2 separate regions of the Mus musculus genome follow, and region 2 is linked to region 1. The links are chromatin loops, found by intact Hi-C in ENCODE. Cell type or tissue: gastrocnemius. All regions are shown on one strand. Links, peaks and the distances in the headings refer to the core of each region. The heading gives the core; the rest is flanking DNA.

Evidence for each region. A loop is a pair of places that touch in the nucleus more often than their neighbours do. Peaks named below come from ENCODE experiments on the same cell type or tissue, not always from the same donor. Only the 100,000 strongest peaks of a DNase experiment are listed, where the experiment ranks them.
Region 2: a loop joins it to region 1, with 1.8 times the contacts of the local background. A loop is called at or near these places in 4 of 42 quality-filtered maps.

Annotation. Positions count from the first base shown.
Region 1 is chr13:94,121,827-94,131,942 of GRCm38, reverse strand. All of the region lies in intron 2 of Lhfpl2 (lipoma HMGIC fusion partner-like 2), which reads right to left. Among named protein-coding and RNA genes, the nearest start is that of Lhfpl2, 69 kb to the right of the region's middle. In gastrocnemius, for the core only: no CTCF peak of the experiment used is centred there; a DNase peak (open chromatin) is centred at 8,796; H3K27ac peaks cover 273 bases.
Region 2 is chr13:94,183,916-94,191,915 of GRCm38, reverse strand. It overlaps Lhfpl2 (lipoma HMGIC fusion partner-like 2), which reads right to left. Exons shown (of 4, transcript NM_172589.2): 4 at 1-68. It overlaps LOC115488151 (a long non-coding RNA gene), which reads right to left. Exons shown (of 2, transcript XR_003950582.1): 2 at 2,314-8,000. Among named protein-coding and RNA genes, the nearest start is that of Scamp1, 97 kb to the left of the region's middle. In gastrocnemius, for the core only: no CTCF peak of the experiment used is centred there; DNase peaks (open chromatin) are centred at 3,195 and 3,462; H3K27ac peaks cover 2,369 bases.

The sequences.
Region 1 (10,116 bases), core at 948-8,947:
TTAAGAAAAATCAGCAGTTAATCCTATGTGCTATTAAACATAGCTAAATGTGGGGCTGGAGAGATGGCTCTGCCATTAAAAGTGCACAGAGCACTGCTCTTGCAGAGGACTCCGGTTCGGTTCCTAGCACCTGTATCAGGTGGTTCACGGCAGCTTGTAATTCCAGTCTCATGGGCCCTAACAGCTTCCTCCAGTCCTTTTACGCTTTGGTATGTATAAACTCATGCAAGGAGATATACATACACATGAATTTTTTTAAATGTAGATCTTTAAATATAGATGAATACTAACAAAATACCAAACAGCTGAGACTTGGAGAGATAGAAATCACACGGAAAATGGACACTATGATAGTTCATATGTAATATTGACCACCTTCATGGTCATGCCTTCAAGGAAGCACCCACAGCCACACAGATCACTCACCAACCACCAGTTACAAAGCCTGAGTCTCACACCCAAAGCTTTCCCAGAAACCCCACACGGACATGCTAAGCACCATCACCACCATGGACCTAAGCTGTCCCAGCAGTAGCGGAATGTTTGCCGGAGACTTTGCTATCAGTCAACAGTTCAGGCGTCAGCAGTACACATATTTACACAGACATGTATGTGCACAGGGGAGAGGGTGGAGCAGGCACATGGTACTCAGGACAGTCACAACTGACTTCACCTGCCTCACTACACCTCCTGTCCAAGTCTCTCCAAACCACTGCTTCCTGATCACACTCAGAGCTCCCACCCCTCTTCATCTGCCTATGCTTATCTCTGCCTGCCATCCTCTGGCAAAATCTTCACAGCCCAATTTGTTTGTCACAGGTCTGGGATGCCTTCCTCAGCTGGGGGGAGTTCATTCTTCCCTCGTATGTCTCCATGGTGATCCGTTTGCCACAGTGACACCCCAGCTCACCAGCCCTGGGCTAAACCAGGAGGTCTTTAAGGACAAGGACATAGCCCCAGGGTCACACATCAGGCTAAAATGACTAGATTTCTCCACCCTCAGTCTTACCTTTATCCTCTAAATGACAGGAAGGAATCAGCCAGACAGGCTACTGGGAGACACCGTCTACATTAAGATGCATCTGAAAAGCCTTCACATTAGTGTAACAGCAAGGAACAGAAAAAATATGGCACAGAGGATCTCTGTGGAGACACGCTCACAGCACTGGACTCTACCTTCTCTGCTTCCCTAGGAAAGCCCCCAACTAATCAAGTCTGTGTTCAGACTTGGCCGGCCACACATTTCCGACAGATTTTTGTTTTCTTCCTGATCTGAGTACTTGGGAAAATGTTGTAATTTCCGTGTGGGTCTCATTATATCTCTGAAGGCTGATTAGGACTGAGGAAACACCCAACCCCCCAATGAGCCCTGTCCCTCCAGAGGTTCTCTGTGTGCGTCTCTGCTGGGTCCCTTGTGCTACGGAGGCACAATCATTTGGGAATGGCTGAGTCTCCCTGCAGCGTCCTTCCTCACTTCAGGACAAGTAGACTTTGAATTAAGGAACTCAAGAAGGCACCCTACAGGATGCCCACCCACTTTGAGGCACAGAAAATAGTCCCATTCATGGAAACTGCCATGCCGTGTCCCCACACAGGGACCTTTCTGTGTCACTGTTACAATGATTCTGACAGCCTTGGGAAGAGAGCGGAGACGTCTCAAATCTCTGAGAATGAACTTGTTATGTGTGTTCTAAAACAGACTGAATTTCAGGGGCTGTTTACAACTTCATGGTATTAAATTCCCGCTTACTCTTTCCATATTTCCATTAAGCCCTTTGAAAAAAATACAAAAACCTTTACCCTGGGGAAGAATATCTTGCTATCTTAATAAAGTCTTCCAATCCTTAGGAGACAGGTCACCATATTTTCATTCTCAAAACTATTAATTTTACTCCCTCAAAGAATCTTATGAAAATATTTGTATTTCTTGCCTGAGATCCCTGGGAGGTAAATTGAAAAAAAACCAGCTAATAAGGGATAATTCCAATATGACCAAAACAATACATACTGGAATATGGAAATAATTAAGGCCCAAAGAAAAAATGTTAAGGCCTCAAGGCAAAAGCCCTAATCAGAAAATGCTGTGAGGGACTCTTTCCTCACTAATGTACACCAGATAGAATTCAGGGTGTTTTCTGTTTTAAACTAAGCAAGTTGCTTTAAAAAAAAATTCAAGTTTCTATAAATGGTAAACTAGTGATTGAGGATTTGTTTTATATAAAGATTTTGTAAATTGGGCCCGGGGCAGGGTGATTCAGTCTCTGAAGTACTTGCCACTCAGTATGAAGACCTGAGTCTGAGCTGATCTGATTCCCAGTGCGCAAATATAAAGCTGGCTGTGTCATAGTGTGCCTATAAGCCTAGCAATGAGGAAACATAGACAGAGAACCCGTGAAGAGCATCAGTCATTACGTGTACCCAAATCAGTGAATCAGTGAGCTTAATGAGAAACCCTGTCTCAAAAAAAAAAAAAAAAAAAAGTAGAGAAAGATTAGGGAGATGCCCAACATCAACCTGTCTTCCATGTGCACGCATACACACACAACAAATTCATAGATTCCACTGAAACAGCACACCTTGCAAATTTCCAACTTTGATGTGTGTTGATGACATCTGATTTACCCGTTTTGTTAGAATGCATTTAGTTAGGAAAACATACTTTCACTCATTCATTCTGGAAACGAAGCGGGCTGGAGTAATGGGATTACAGGTAGAAAGGAGAAAGTGCATTTGAGGGCATGGGCATTAGAAGGGGCAGTGGGACACTGGGAGCACAGACAGACAGACAGACAGACAGTTGGCTTTCTAGGTCTGGAGTCCAGAAGAGAGATTTGGTGTGGGAAGAGCCAGTCTGTAGTTGGCAGCCACAGGGTGGGCTACATCAGAGAGTGGAAGTGACCACAGAAAGAATGGGACATAACTACCTAGAAACAATGAGTAAGGAAGGGGTAAGGGAATTAACTACCCAAGCAGACTGAAGACAGACATCCGGCGGAAAGCAGGTAAGTGCTTAGAGCGTCTATGAACACTTCCTTATAGAGAGATAACATGTGATATTTGTTCAGTTACATCCCATCTGCCCTAGAAACAGAAGAAGCTATAAATATAGGGCAGATGACAGGGGGGTTGGGGTCTGTGAGATGGGACAGGACAAGGGTGTTTCCTGGGTCGGGCTGACCTTCCAAATGCTAGCAGCTACAACCAAGAACTTCTATACTCTGGTCTCTTTATCCTGTCCACACAAGTGCTCCAAATATAGGATAATTTTATATGCAATTAACAATTACCGAGCAGGTAACACAAGCCAAGCTATACGTTCTAGGAAAATGTGACGAGGTCATGCAACAGTTGTCACTACCATACACGACCACAGCACATGGCTGAAAAAACACCATTTACAAAAGAGAAGTTGTTAATCGTTCATGAAAAACAAACAAAACATCAACTTCATTAAAAAATAATTGTTCACGAAAAACAAACAAAACATCAACTTCATTAAAAAAAAAAAAAGTTTGCAAGAGGATGGAAACTGTAACCCAGGAAGCCAGGTGCAGGAAGGGGAGCCACATTAATGGTGGCCACCATCTCTCCTCTCCAGCATCCCCACCTCCCTTCCATCTGTTGCTAAGTATGGCGTATGGGCCAGACATAGCTGCTGCCTATTTAGAACATGGTTTATTGAAAACAGACACATGCAAAAATGAAAACAAAATAGCATTCTCTCCGTCTATCCAATGTCTTATTGATTAGTGTATCCTAAAACAAACCCTATTTTATACTACTAAGGCCTAGCTTTCCTGGAAACATCTTTATAACTGAACAATTCTATTTTAAAAAGGATATTCAAAGTTTATAATTAAGGGTTATATAGGCAGAAATGTTACACATGTCAAAATGAAGTTCAAATTGTTTTAAATCTATAGGATGGAATAGTAAACTAATAGTTTTTTTGTGTGTGTTTGTTTTTTGTTTTGTTTTGTTTTTTTAATGAAGAACTTTTGTGATGGGAAGAAACAATGTAAAGAAAAAAAAAGTAACAGATTATATAGTTGTAGCAGACCAAAGGCTCAACTGTGTGGCTGCCTTGGTTAGGTTATTATTACTATGATGAAACACCATGGCCAACAGCAACATGGGGAGAAACAGGCTTGATTTGGCTTATTCTTCCACACTGTAGTCCATCACTGATGGGAGTCAGGACAGGAACTCCAACAGGGTAGGACCCTGGAGGCAGGATCTGAGGCAGAGGCTCTAGAGGAGTACTGCTTACTGGCTTGCTGTTCATGGCTTGCTCAGTCTGCTTTATATAGAACCCAGGACCACTAGCCCAGGGATATCCCCACCCAGAGTGGGGGATCACCAATTAAGAGCATGGCCTCCAGCCTTGCCTACATCCTATGGAAGCACTTTAACTGAGGTTCTCTCCCTCTCTGATGACTTGTGTCAGCTGACAAAAAAATTATCCAACACAGTTACAGAGAGACTGTTGAAACAGAGACATCAGGAATGGAGAGGTGGCTTGGTAGTTAGGCAAGCTCTCTGCTCATCAGAGGACCTGAGTTTGGTCCCCTCACCCTCATACAAGTGCATGCAACTGCAGCTCCAGGGACTCTGACATCCTCTTCTGTGGATCCCAGTGGGCACTGCCCTCGTGTGCACACTCCCACACACGTGTACACACAACTAAAAATCAAAACAAAACATTAAAAAGAAGAGACACGCTTAGAAACTCGGCTCCCGCACATGCACGGGTTATCTGGAAAGCCAGGAAGGGACACACAAGGTTGCTGTTTGGCTTTAAGAGTGTACCTCAATGTTCTGTGGCACCAAAGGACACTGACGGGTGACCCTCAGGCAGGTTAAATCTATCTTTACCTTGAGAGGTAGAAATGGTATAAAAAAATGCCACCACCCTACACAGAAAAATCACAGTAGCTAGAGAACAGTGCATGTGTGTGGGGGGTTGGTCATGTGACTTTCTCTGCAATACTCCCTCCGCAAATGCTTACTAATGTCCAGATGGAGCCTTCAAAATACCTCACAGAGGAGGTGAAGGACCCCAAACTGGTGAGTCTGATGCATTAGTGAGGAGCCTGTGAAACCATGGGAACACCACCACACAGCTTTTTTAATCCACTGGCGCTCCATAAATAAGACGGGGAAATGGACCGGACTTCACCTTAGTGGGCCAGCAACACAGGGTGAGGCTAGACCATATCGCTGAGTTCCACAAGCAGCAAGGGAACCGGCCCTTTCAGAGGAATCATGCTGGATTCCTAACACGGAGAGCTGAGACAGCCTGAGCAGGGTTAATGTTAGACTGCAAGTGTTGGGTGTCGGGCAGCCTTTGGCAAGTAGAGTAACGTGCATTAAGATCAGATAAAACTAACAATGCACCCAAGACTGCCAATTGGCCTGAATAGCTTTTCCTAGAGTGTCTGACACATGGTGAGTGGCTGGCCTGTGGCTTGGGGGACACTAGTGCTGGACATACCACTGAATGACGAGTGGTTTATCCATCATAGAGCCCTAGGGAGCGAAAGATTATAAAAATGTTACCATGGTGATGGAACTGGCTCAAATGGAGATGCAGGTGAGATCAATACTTAATTCAGAAGAAGTCAGTTTTACTTAGGAAATCATGACAAATTTTCAAAGAGCAGAGAGGGGATCTATGGAGTGGGATCTAGGAACTTGTGATGCTCGCCATGGCCCTCTGTGGTGTGAATGGGATTACTGTGGTTTGGTATAAAAACATGATTTCTTTAAAGAAAAAGAAATAGAAGTGTATGCAGATCCTCCACCCCACACTGTGTCTTTCTAGTCCGTGGCCACAAAATAAGAATCTGGCCACACACATTCGTTTCCTATAAAGTACTCCTATGTTTTACGGTCGCCATGAGGATGCTTCTAGGTTGCCCCTGTGCAGAGTCATCCAGCTCATTCTGGTTATTTCCTTCTGTTACGGTTTGGATCTGAGCCCCTAACAGGCTCATGTGTGCCTGGTCCTCAACAGACAGCACCACCTGGACAGCCACAGTGTCATTAGGAGGCAGGACCGGGTGAAAGGACCTCACTAAGGCAGTCCTCTGAAGGACATGGCTGACCTGGGCTCCAGCCTGCCCTCCGTCTTGTTTTCTATGCTATGGACCAGCTTCTGCCTCACACCTCTGGGACATGAACACTTTCAAGTCTCCCACCCCCCCCCCCCCCCCCGTCACACTGGACTGACGTCAGGAGCCTTTGCTCCTGTAGGTTGGTCCTGTCCATGGTTTGGTTAGAATGATGGGAAGTAACTAACACGGTTTCCCTTCACAGAGCAACTGGAAAAGCCCATCATCTACGACTGGATGTGCTGGTGCGTGATTGTAATTCTAGCACCTTGGGAGGCAGGTGTGTGGCGGCAAAAGTATCATCTAAAGCCAAATTTGCATTTGCATACTGAATACCTGCAGACAGTGATATGTATGTGTATGTGTATATAAAATATATGAATCAATTGAGTAACCACAGTGAAACCATGCTTTGCTGCCCTTTGTTAACATCCACAGCATCCCTGTAAATAATCCAAACGGGGGAGGCTAAAATCGCCTCAAGAACACATCATCAGATGGAGACCCAGAGCACAGAGGATGGCTCAATAATGTCTGTAACTCCAGCTCTAGGGGAGCTGAGGCCCACTTCCAGTCTCTCTGGGTACCAGGCACATGTACAGTGCAGAGACCTACCCACAGTAAAAAAAAAAAAAAAAAAAGGATAAAATAAAAATAAATAAATAAAAACCCATACATAAAAGATAATCAAAAGAAATAGAAATCAGAACTCTTAAAACTTCTATGTATTTCATGATTTTGATGGTCTTCCTCAAACCATGAAGATGACTATAGTTATCATAAAAAATGATATATATATTTGGTTCAATTCACACTTAGTAAAGGAAGGAAGCTGTCACACTCACCAAATAAGCCCTTCTCTACTCCCTTTAACTCCTTCCAGATTGGTCATGGAAATGAGTCCTGCACTGAGAAGCTGAAAGTTTGGAACACTGAGCATAGAACAGCTAAGGTACACAACGAGAAACCACCTTTCCAGCTAAGGAAACGTTCGTCATGAAGTTCACAGTTGAGAAGCCAGACCCGCTCACCCAAGTTGTTCTAAAGGCACTGAAAGGTTTCCCAGTAAGTGAACTCTCTGTGTTAGCTTTTTAGATGATGGAAATGGAATAGTGAAAAATTCAGTGCCTTTGTGGCACTGGCCATTTAAGAGCTCAGCTGCTGTGTCTGGGCTATGGCTACCATGGCAGCCAGCACCAGACTGAGCGCTTTCACTCAGCTGGTCCACTCTGTTCCAACCTAGAAGAAAACCCAGGAAGACCAAGCCTCCCTGTAGCGTCTCCAGAGACAGCGGTCCATGTGATTACTCTCCACCAATCCAGATTAACGTACCTGGAGCAGGGGAGCATATCCTGGTACCACAGGCAACACAGGAAGCCAGATTCATACTCAAGAGACTTTATTTTATTATTATTTTTATTATTATTATTTTTTTTTTTTTTTGGTTTTTCGAGACAGGGTTTCTCTGTATAGCCCTGGCTGTCCTGGAACTCACTCTGTAGACCAGGCTGGCCTTGAACTCAGAATTCCGCCTGCCTCTGCCTCCCGAGTGCTGGGATTAAAGGTGTGCACTGCCACCACGCCCGGCCACTCAAGGGACTTTAAACTGTGGGCACTTTTCAGTAACGGCACCTCTCCTTCCTGTGCTGTGTTGCAGTTATGAGCATAGTTCTTAAGATTCACTAGGCGTTAGTTCCCTCTACCCCACGAGGCACACATACAGTTGTGCCACACTGCCTTCCTAGCAGCCTGAGACAACAGGGAAAGCCAGACAAGGTGTCAAAAACCCGGCCAAAGTTACACACCTAATTATAAGAAGGGATTCAAGCCCAAAAAGTCTTTTTTTTTTTTTTTAACTTTTTTCCTCAAGGGCTGCCAATAGAAGTCCACTGAATGCTAACCACATACTTGAACTTGCCCTCTTTGAAGCCTTCCCACAATTCCCACAGGGCAGGGAGCAGAGCAGAGCAGAGCAGGGACACCTTGCCTCTCTACCAAGGAGGTATGAGAGGTGAGACATTTGTCCAAAGAATGTCTGCGAAAGCCTGAGAGAATTGGTTCTCAGCCTGCATATCCAAGCAACCCTACACAGGACCTGGTGTCAGAGAGCCAGAAAGGGGTCAACCAATCAATGGTTGACTGTTTTGATACACATGCCTCTGTCTTTATTTCCCTCAACTACCTAAACCAGAGAAGGAAGAAGCCATCCCCAGGAACAGAGGTGGAGTACAGGAGGCTCCAAAACCTGCCTCAGGCACGAAGCTGCATGGCCCCCAGCCCATCCTCCAGCCCATGGGTGTCCAATGCAGGAGGTTTATGTTCAGGAGAGTTGATGCCCAGAGTTGCCTCAAACTACAACTGTTCCTCCTTCTCAAGAGAAGCCTGCTACCGTGTAGAGAGAATGTAGGCAACAGGAAGTGGGACCACACTCAATTCAGACATCCGTAGTTCCGTCTGACCTGATCGAGATGGCACTGCTGGTCTCAGATGAATCCACAACTAAAACTAACATGAAGGACCCAGAGAGAGCTGGTTTTATGGGGCTTTTATAGGAGATCAATCACAAGGCCAAACATGACTTGGCTCCTCAAGGCACTGCAAAATGGAACTGGCTTCTCCCCAGAGCAGGCTGAAACAAGCCAGCCCGGCAGTGATCCAGGGTGACATCCCACAACGGGGAAACTGAACCGTCAACAGAACACATGGAAAATGTGGGGCCCTTAGCTAGCCTGGGTTCTCACATGACTCCCTGCATGGTCGGCATCGTGGTCTGGCTCCCGGTCCTGGGAACTGAAACAGATGGTTCCTCTGAAGAGAGTGAAAACCCTGGTTACTCACGGCACAGGGCTGAGTGTATTTTCCTGTTGAGCCTATCTTCCCCGGATGATATGAGCAAACACAGACCTCACTGCCAACCCCCACCAGACCCCATCACCTGGTTCACAGGCACCTGGCATCCCAGGTCTAAAATGGTATCACTAGCCAAATTCTAAGCAAGGTTTATAAACACCCAATTCAAACATTCTGTGCCATAAGCCTCTTTAACACACAGGAAAGGGCGCCAGACACGTCAAGAACTCAAAGTTACACGTCTAATTATAAGCAGAGATTTAAGCCCAGAAAGTGTATACATACATACATACATACATACATACACACACACACACACACACACACGTGTGTGTGTATATGTGTATTCATATGTATGCATATTTAACATTCATATGTACCTATATCTGTATACTATACATATATGCACATACATATTTTTGAGACAGGCTCTTCAGTAGCCCAGGCTAACCTGTAACTCTGTAGTCAAGGATGACCTTGGTCTTGTTATTTTTCCTGCCTCTACCTAGGATTACAGGGATCTACTGTGTCTGGTTAAATATTTTTTTATGAATAGAAAACACAGCTTCTCCCATCTCCACTAAATAAATATGGAACAAATACTTAAAGATTAGCAGTGTGATAAGGTGCAAACATTTACCCTGCCTGCCCAGGACACCATCTGTTTCAAACCAGCCCTTGCCTTCCAATGAGAAGGTTGCTGCTCGAATCATTCATTTTATGACTCACAAGTGTTTGTGATTCTCATTAAAAGGTTCAAGCCTCCCCACAGCGCTGTTGCTAGAGCCTAGTAATGCTCGGGTAGTCAGCAGCGCAAGACAGATCACAGGAAAAATACATCCTTTCTCAAAGCCTGTAAACCAAAACAATGGCTTTTCTACAGAGAGGATGGTATTTGTAGGAATGCCCTGCCTAAACCCTCTGCATGCAGCAGGCCCTACTGGACAGTCTAGGCTGGACTAGAACCTACACTGGACCCTGGTTCACTGCCAGGGTGATCTAAGCTCACTGCCAAGGTTGTAACACTCACAGGACCCTGAGAGGACAGAGGTGAACAGGCCTCTCTCTTTTGAGAAACAGAACGATCGCTTTTTAGTGACACATTCAACTACCTATTGCCTTGATTTTCCTAATGCATGCTGCAAGGGGGTAT
Region 2 (8,000 bases), core at 1-8,000, 61 kb before region 1:
ACAGTCTATGGCTTTCTGGCAGCCCCAGCCTGCGGGGTAGAGGATCAGGCCGAGGATAAGGAACAGACCTGAGGGACAGAAGAGAAAACAGGTGAAGCCTTTGGTGCCTAGGCAACCTGCAGCATCTGCCGGGCCCTTATGGTCGCTGGCTTTGGGCGGGGCCATCCACTCTACAATAGAAAAGTGTTAGTGTCTTGGATAGAAGCCTGACCTGAATAGCCAAGGTCACTTTACCAGGCACACTTTTAAGTATGGAGTCTAGATGAGGGGGAAGAGAGCTTACCTAGTATTTCCAGCCAGTTTGTGTATGGTGGCATGTGACTCCACCAGTGAGTTTGCTCCTGTTTCTTGGTGTTAAGAGGCTTACTAAGGCCAAATATGGCTTTACAAAGGGTCTGAAGAGATGGCTCCGCAGGAAGAGTGCATATTGCTCTTGTACAGCACACGGTTTGGTTCTAGCACCCAACGGTAGCTCACTACCGGTCCAGAGGACCTGACAGCCAGCCTCTTCTGACCTCCATAGGTACCAAGCATGCATACGGTATACATACATGCCAAACCCAATAATAACACATAATAAAGTTTTATTAGAACACATTAGAACAGAGACATGCTTCCTTCTGAACACCTGGCCTGCAAAACACAAATTATGATCTAGCTTTTGACAGAGCTTGCCAATCACTGGTATAAAGTAATTCACTCAGAACCTTGTGGCCTCAGCCTAGTTATAGACAAAAGTCAGGAGCCTTAAGACTAACTCTTAACCTACACCCACGAAAAGCATTGTTTGACCTGCATGCCAAGGGGAGAGGTGTATGTCTACGCCTCTATAGAAACAAACTGCCAGTGTCATGGCACTTTGCTGTCTAAATGGCTTTCAGTGAGCTCCGCCCTGCACACACACCAGCACACACGTACCCCACTCGGCCAGCACTGTTCTGGCCCTCACTGCTGCATGTTCACAAGTCACAGGGTTTCAACAATTTAGAGGTGGTTTCCTGCCTGGTCTAACCTAAGTGAGGACTAGAGAAACAACTTTAGGTAGTGGCCTTACCCTAGGCCTGGCCACTCACCAGTACAAGCAGCTCACGAAGAAGGGGAAAGGAAACCATGATTCCCAGTAGAATGTCAGCTGACAGCCCTGTGCTGTAAGGGAGGGCGGGTTTTAGTCTATGGCCAGACTAAGCTCTAGTGTGGTAGCTAAAGAGATGGCAGCAGCAACAAGGACCAAGGATTGGGGCCTTTGTAAGTGAAAGGCTAACAGGGACAATGCACTGTGTGTGGACAGCTGGGGACAGCAGTCTCATGCAGGGGATGGAGTCAGTTCCAGAGCTCACAAGTGGATGAGTCATTTGTCATTCCAAGCCTTGCCTGAATCAAGACCTGCCTGATTCACCATCATAAAAGTGTACCAATCTTAAACCTAAAGGGTGGGTGTGGTTTGTAAAGTCTGTAAATGGTATTTCTGTAATAAAACAAGACCTACAACTCTTAAGCCAAGCCAAAAGGAAAAAAAAAATAACAGCTGCAAGTGAAATTTAAGGGTCACTAGGAGATTGGAAAATCTAGAAGAGAAAAACAAATAGCTCTCTTATGTCCAGTGAGACTGACCGTCTCCCAACAAAAGGAGCCCATCACTGGGCCACTGTAGGGGTGAACTAACACTATGCTCTTCAAACTATCGCACAAAGCACAGCGGGGACAACCACTACAGTTACAGTTTTAAAAGTCAGGAATGCTAACCCTAACCCTGATACCAAAACCAGATATGAGAACATGCCCGAGAACAAAAGCCACAGACCCACAGTTCTCAACACAGTCATACACCCAAGACATCAACACCACGGCCATCTTGGTTTTAATTCCAGGGCTGCCAGGACAGTTCAACAAATGTAAACTACAACAGAGAAATAAGATGTAGGGACAAAAATCTACACCATCTCAGCCGATATGGAAAAGACCTTTGACAAACTTTAACATCCTTTCATGTTAAACTTCAAAGAACAACGCATCTGGGGCTGGAGAGATGGCTGAGAGGTTAAGAGCACTGACTGTTCTTCTAGAGGTCCCGAGTTCAATTCCCAGCAACCACATGGTGGCTCACAACCATCTGTAATGAGTTCTGATGCCCTCTTGTGGTGTGTCTGAAGGCAGCTACAGTGTACTCATATAAAATAAATAAATCTTAAACAACAACAATAACACATCTCTAAGGGTTTATATGAAAAACCTCTAACGTGCACAGGAAATGGGGGAAAATTACATCCAGAGTTAGGGGCTAGAGATAAAGGTCTACTACAATTTTAGTCAGTATTGTGTTTGAAGTCTTACCGCAATAAGGCAATAGAAAGAAATGGTACAAACAGAAAATGGCTGAGAGGATAGGTGGACCCCAGAGCCCGCATCCCAGGATTGCTCTTGCTCTTGATGTGCCTTCTTGTTTGCCATTGCTGTGTTCCTCATTGTTCTGACAGGGCGTGATTGGGCAAAGAAAGACCCCTTCTGCCTGTAGTCGGTTATGATTGATTCCTGGGTATTAACCCACCCCATTGGGCAAATTTCCTGCAGACCCACTTTCGTGGATTAATGCTGTTTAGATGAATTAATGATTTTATAGACTTCCTGATTTGATTCAGATAATTTTAGGAACTTATTAGAATAACTGATAGAAAGTATAAGGGAGATGGTTTAAGTTGTTTTGCCAAAAAGATATAATAAAGTTAGAATCCAGAATAAAAAGTGTCCCCTCCTCATAGAATGTAAGTAAAGGCTGCTGAGAAGGAGTCCAGTGAGCTTCCGTACGGTACAGGCACACACTGCATGAGGAAGAAAAATAAGCTGGGAACAAATTAATGACCAAAGACAGCATTCGCTCCAGGTCAGGCCCAAGGACGAGGCCACAGGTGGGCACCATGACAAAGCAAGGCATATATAACTATCGCTTTGAACTTCTATGAGGTCATTTTTTTCTTACATAGAGAACTTTTGTCTGAGACAGTATAAAAGCTGGGAGCAAAAGTAAAGGCGAGTTGGGGCCCCTTTGCTTCATCCACTGATGTGTGGGGTTTTTCTTTTTCTTTCTCCATGGCCCACGTAATTAAGTTTTTCTAATCCCCTGCTGCTATCAGCAGGAGTCAATTGCTATCAGCTCTGGCCCAGAGAGTAAAAGAGATTTAACTGCCAGAAGCCATTAGCTCTGGCCCCAAAGAGCCAAAGAGAGCCAGACTGCCAGGAGCTACCAGCTTTCCAAAAGCAGACTCTCCATCCATTAAACCCTGGTATCAAAGCTGGCTTAACAAAAACCCTAAGCCCTCTACCAGAAAATGCTCAGAACTGATGCTTGAATCTCATCCACATTACAGTGGCATTCTTCATAGACTGAAAAAAGAAATCCTAAAATCCAAATGAATGCACAACCGACCCCAACCAGCCCAGAACACCAGAAGGGAGGGCAGTGCTGGAGGGAGGCATCACAGCCCCGCCCCACCTCCAGTCCCGTCTAGACCTGGACGGACAAAGACTAAGTAGGAGATGCAGGGACAGACCCCCACTGTAACACACACAGGAAACCAGGACACCCACATGTAAAAGAATGAAATACACCTCTACCACTCATCTCCCCCTGTACAAGTTACTTCAGGGTGGAACCAGAGACCTCAGCATAAGACCTGAAACCGGAAGGGAAGAACACTTCAAGATACAGGCCCAAGTACAGACTTTTCTGAGCACTCCAGCAGCAAGAACTGATTAATTGGATTATCTGCAATTAAAAAGCTTTTGTGCAGCAAAAGAAAGCCTACAGGAGTGGGAGAATTTCTGCCTGTTACCAGTCAGATAGAGGATCAATCCCACATCATAAGATTAAATACTCAAAACTACCAAATAATGTCATCATTAAATGAGCAAATATTTCTCAAAAAACCAGGGGCTGGCTAGACAGCTCAGGGACTAAAAGCGCTTGCTGCTTAAGCAGGAAGACCCAAGTCTGGATCCCAACAACCACGGAAAAAGCTAGGGCTGCTGCTGTGCCCTTGGAATCCGCTTGCTGGCTGCCAGCCTCGCTCCAGGTTCCATGAGGAACCCTGAGCTAGAAAGTGACAGAGCAGGACACCCAAGGTCCTACCTCATACCTCTGCAAATGCTCACTGTTGGCATTCCTTCTAGGCTCCGCCCCACAGTTACCTGGCAACACTATAAAGGGCTGCTCGCCCCCTCCTCGATCTCCGGTTTGGTTCTCTTGTTCTTGCCCCTTACCCTCTTCCCCCCTCTCCTCATTCCCCTCCCCATTCTCTCTCCACATGCTCATGGCAGCCTCTACTCATCTACACACACACACACTCCCTACCCCTTACCCCGAAGCCCTGTCCCTCAACTCCCCTTCCCATGCCCTAAATAAGCTCTATTCTGTACTATACCTTCCTGTAGCTGGTACTTCAGGGGAAAGGGATGCCCCAGCATGGGCCCACAGAGGCACCCCCTTCCCCCACACCATACCGCACCTTCAAACATATCCCTGGCTTCTCTTTTCTTCTTATAAAATAACATGCACCTTCACCACAGACAAAAAACAAGGTCCAGCATTCCAGATACCAGGGAAGCTCAATTCAAAGCTACTTTGAGATTCTCTCTCAATTCAGTCACATGGCTATCATTAAAAAATAAATGCTGGTTAGGACTGGGGGGAGGGGAGGGGGAAGACTTTGTGTGAGAACATAAAGGACTGCAGACACCAAATCAGGATGCAAGTTTCCCAGAAGAACTGAAAATAGCTACATAAGACCCAGTTCCACTGCTGCAGTCAGCGGACAACAGATTCCTGTGCCTCCATGTTTGCAGTGACGTCGTATGACTGGATAAGAAAAGTGATGTGTATATAACAAGCAATGAAACGTGTCACTGTAGGGAAAGAGCTTGTACTGAGGATCAGATAAAGGGAAATACAAAGACCCCATTTTTTTCCACGTGGAATCTAGACTCTACTGGGGCAGACCTACACATGTCATGAAAGTAGAAGGTGGGGGTAGGCCAAGAAAAGGAGGCAGGGTGTGGCGGCATGCGCCTTTAATCCTGGCACTCTGGAGGTGTCTGCATGAGTTCCAAGGCGACCAGGAATACACTGTGGGGTGGACAAGGTGGTGTGGGGGGGGGGGCATGACTGAAGTATGATGTACATGCACAAAATGTTACAGTGAAGCCATGATTTAAGAAGAAAATGTCTATGTGACAAAATGGAGCCAAGACCAACAGGTGGCTGCCAGGGTAAAGCCATAAGCACAAATACAAACAAGCGCTGGAGGGCCACCAACTGTCACAAAGGGTCACTTCCACAAGTTACAATAATGCCAAAAGGTACCAACCAAGAGGCTGGAATTTAGACCTTTAAAAGGATATGCTTCATCTGAGTAGTCACAGAGATCTAAAATGACTCACTTCATTCTTAGACACACCTAAGGCCCCCGAGAAACCCGGTCATCCTGAAGAAACCCACCGTGTTCTTCACGAGCCTTCCACAGAGCACCTAGGTGGGCTTGATAGTGTCTTCCCTCCGGGTCCCAAGTGGCTGCCATGAGAGACACTGCTGAACCTCTGATGGTCCACCAGCCAGATCACAGCGCCGCCTCCTGTGAGCCTACAAGGGCTCTGCTCTTCCCCTGGGAAGGCTGAAGCGTTTCAACTAAACATCAGTAGTGTGTCACTTGGCACCCAGCTCTAGGCTCAGACTCACGGAAAACATCTAAGACACCTTAATGTGCCAGAGGGGGTCCTGTTAGGAAAAGTTTAAAAAGATCTCCTTCCTTCAGTAGTGTAGCATCAAAGAAGAATATGTTCCTGTTCTTAGTGCAGGTCTGGTTCCTGGCACCACAGGCCACTTGAAAGCCCTGTGGTGCCTTCTGACTTAATTTACAAATAAAGTCCGCAGGGAATCTTACCACAGAAGAGTGTCTAAGCTTGACTCTATCAAAGCCTCAGCTAGGGTATAGGGTCAGAGAAAAGTCTACATGGAAAAGTGATAAACCGTGCACTGTGGTATATCCACCCAGAGGATACAAAGTGCGCAGAGGCAACAGCTGCCCCTGCTGACCTGAGCCTGGCAGCCAGTGAGTGGCATGGAAGTGCAAGACTTAGGTCTGCTTGAGGGGACCCGTGGTCCTTCACGTGACTCAACAACACACACACTTTCTCCCCTCTCTTTTCTCTCTCTCTCTCATACTCTTAAAATCTCAATTGTCCTTTATACCAAAAAATTCCAGAGAGGAGTGTGTTGCTTCTGGTGGCCCGAGGGAGGGAGGGAGGGAGGGAGGGAGGGAGGGAGGGAGGGAGGGAGGGAGAGAGAGGGGGGGGAACGAGAATGCATGCCCATGTGCTTGTAGCAGATGTCACTGAGTTTAATAGACTTTCAGTGCCTCCAAGTCAGAGACATTCAAGAATTGGATCAGAATTTGAGGTTGCCAGCTCTGGATGCACATCCACCTAGAGATGTCCCTACCCTAGTCCTGTTAGAGTAACTTCTCCATTCTCCATTGCCTGAAGACCTTCTTGTCTGGCCCGTTGTCACACTGCTATTTTTATCTAGTCAGCTGCTATATACAGTTACCAACTGTTCTTCATTTCTCTCAGCTCTGGGGAGAAGGTAGTCTCTTATGTGGGCCTCTAAGCTGCTTGGGCATATAAGTTTTATCCACTGTACAATCTTCCACATTGCACACATGTGACACATGCTCTTAAGTATCTGTTGGCTGACTCAATGTCCTAAGGAGGCATCATAATCTGGTTTTGATCATAAACACGCTGGGCATGGCATCGTCAGCACTGAATAACCACTGTCGAGAGTTCATGATATTCCTGAGGCCAAGACAAGCACCAACTCGGAACACAGCAGACCATCTACCACCATCAGGCAGCCAGGCCCTTCCCAGGCACAGACGCAGCACAGGAGTGTGGAGGGAAATCCACTCTGTGTGGTATTCTTGTAGTTAGTCTATGACTCAAGAGATCTGGACTCGAGCCCTAACTTAAGCTTCAGGCTGGTCTGTGTTGATCCAGCTCAGACCACTCTGGGTTCCTGCCCCAAATGACAATGCATTCCAGAACACAGCTCAGAGACTGTCCTAAGCCTATGAGAAGTGTTCGCACCAACCAGCAAGTTCAACAGACGCTGTCAGTGCCAATTAAAGAGCAAACCAAGACGGGGCTGGAATTTCCCACATGGAGCCTGAGCCATGTGCTGGTGTGTGCCATGCCAGAGGTACCCAGGCTGTCCCTTTTCAGGACCCTGTGCTTCTACCCAGGCCTTGCTACAACTCCTGTGCTGAAGGCCCAAGCTCCATCTTCTTCCTGTTCGGATGTGGTCCTGCAGTTTTCAATACACCCGGTACTCCTGTCTCCAAACTGGGGCTACAGCTTTGCACATCCAGCTGTAGGTATGGGTGGATGTCTGACAGGAAACCTGGAACTCATGTCTGACCCTGAATTCCCGTTCAGCTTAGTAACTGTGCAGGCTCAAGTTTGATTCTTATACCTGCTTAGTTCAGAAGCTTCCTGTCTTCATTTCTTTGTCACTCTTACCTCAGTGTCAGGGACACCTAATGACCTTTGTTTGGTTGACTGGAGTGCTCTTTTTCTGAATAGCCTCCTGGTCAATTTCTCTTTTCCTTCTTCAAGGCATCAGATAGTCTTCTCTCCTCAGTATTCCACCCGATGACCTAATAGGACCTATGCAGTTTTCCCATACTGTTCCAGGATACCTGGGCTAAATTAACCAAGCCACTTCTGTTTCCCCATGAGAGTCACCTCCGTTAGCATTCTACGCAATTTACTTACGTTTTTTATTTCCCGCCTTTATCAGTTTGAGTTCCAATCCCATGTGGGTGAGAGAACTGTCTGAAACTTTTGTGTCCCCGTTTTCCAGAACAGTGTTTGACATATAGTCTGTGCTCGGTGACTGTTTGCTCAATAGATGAATGAAAACTAGAGTCCTAAGATTTCACTGCGTTGTTACA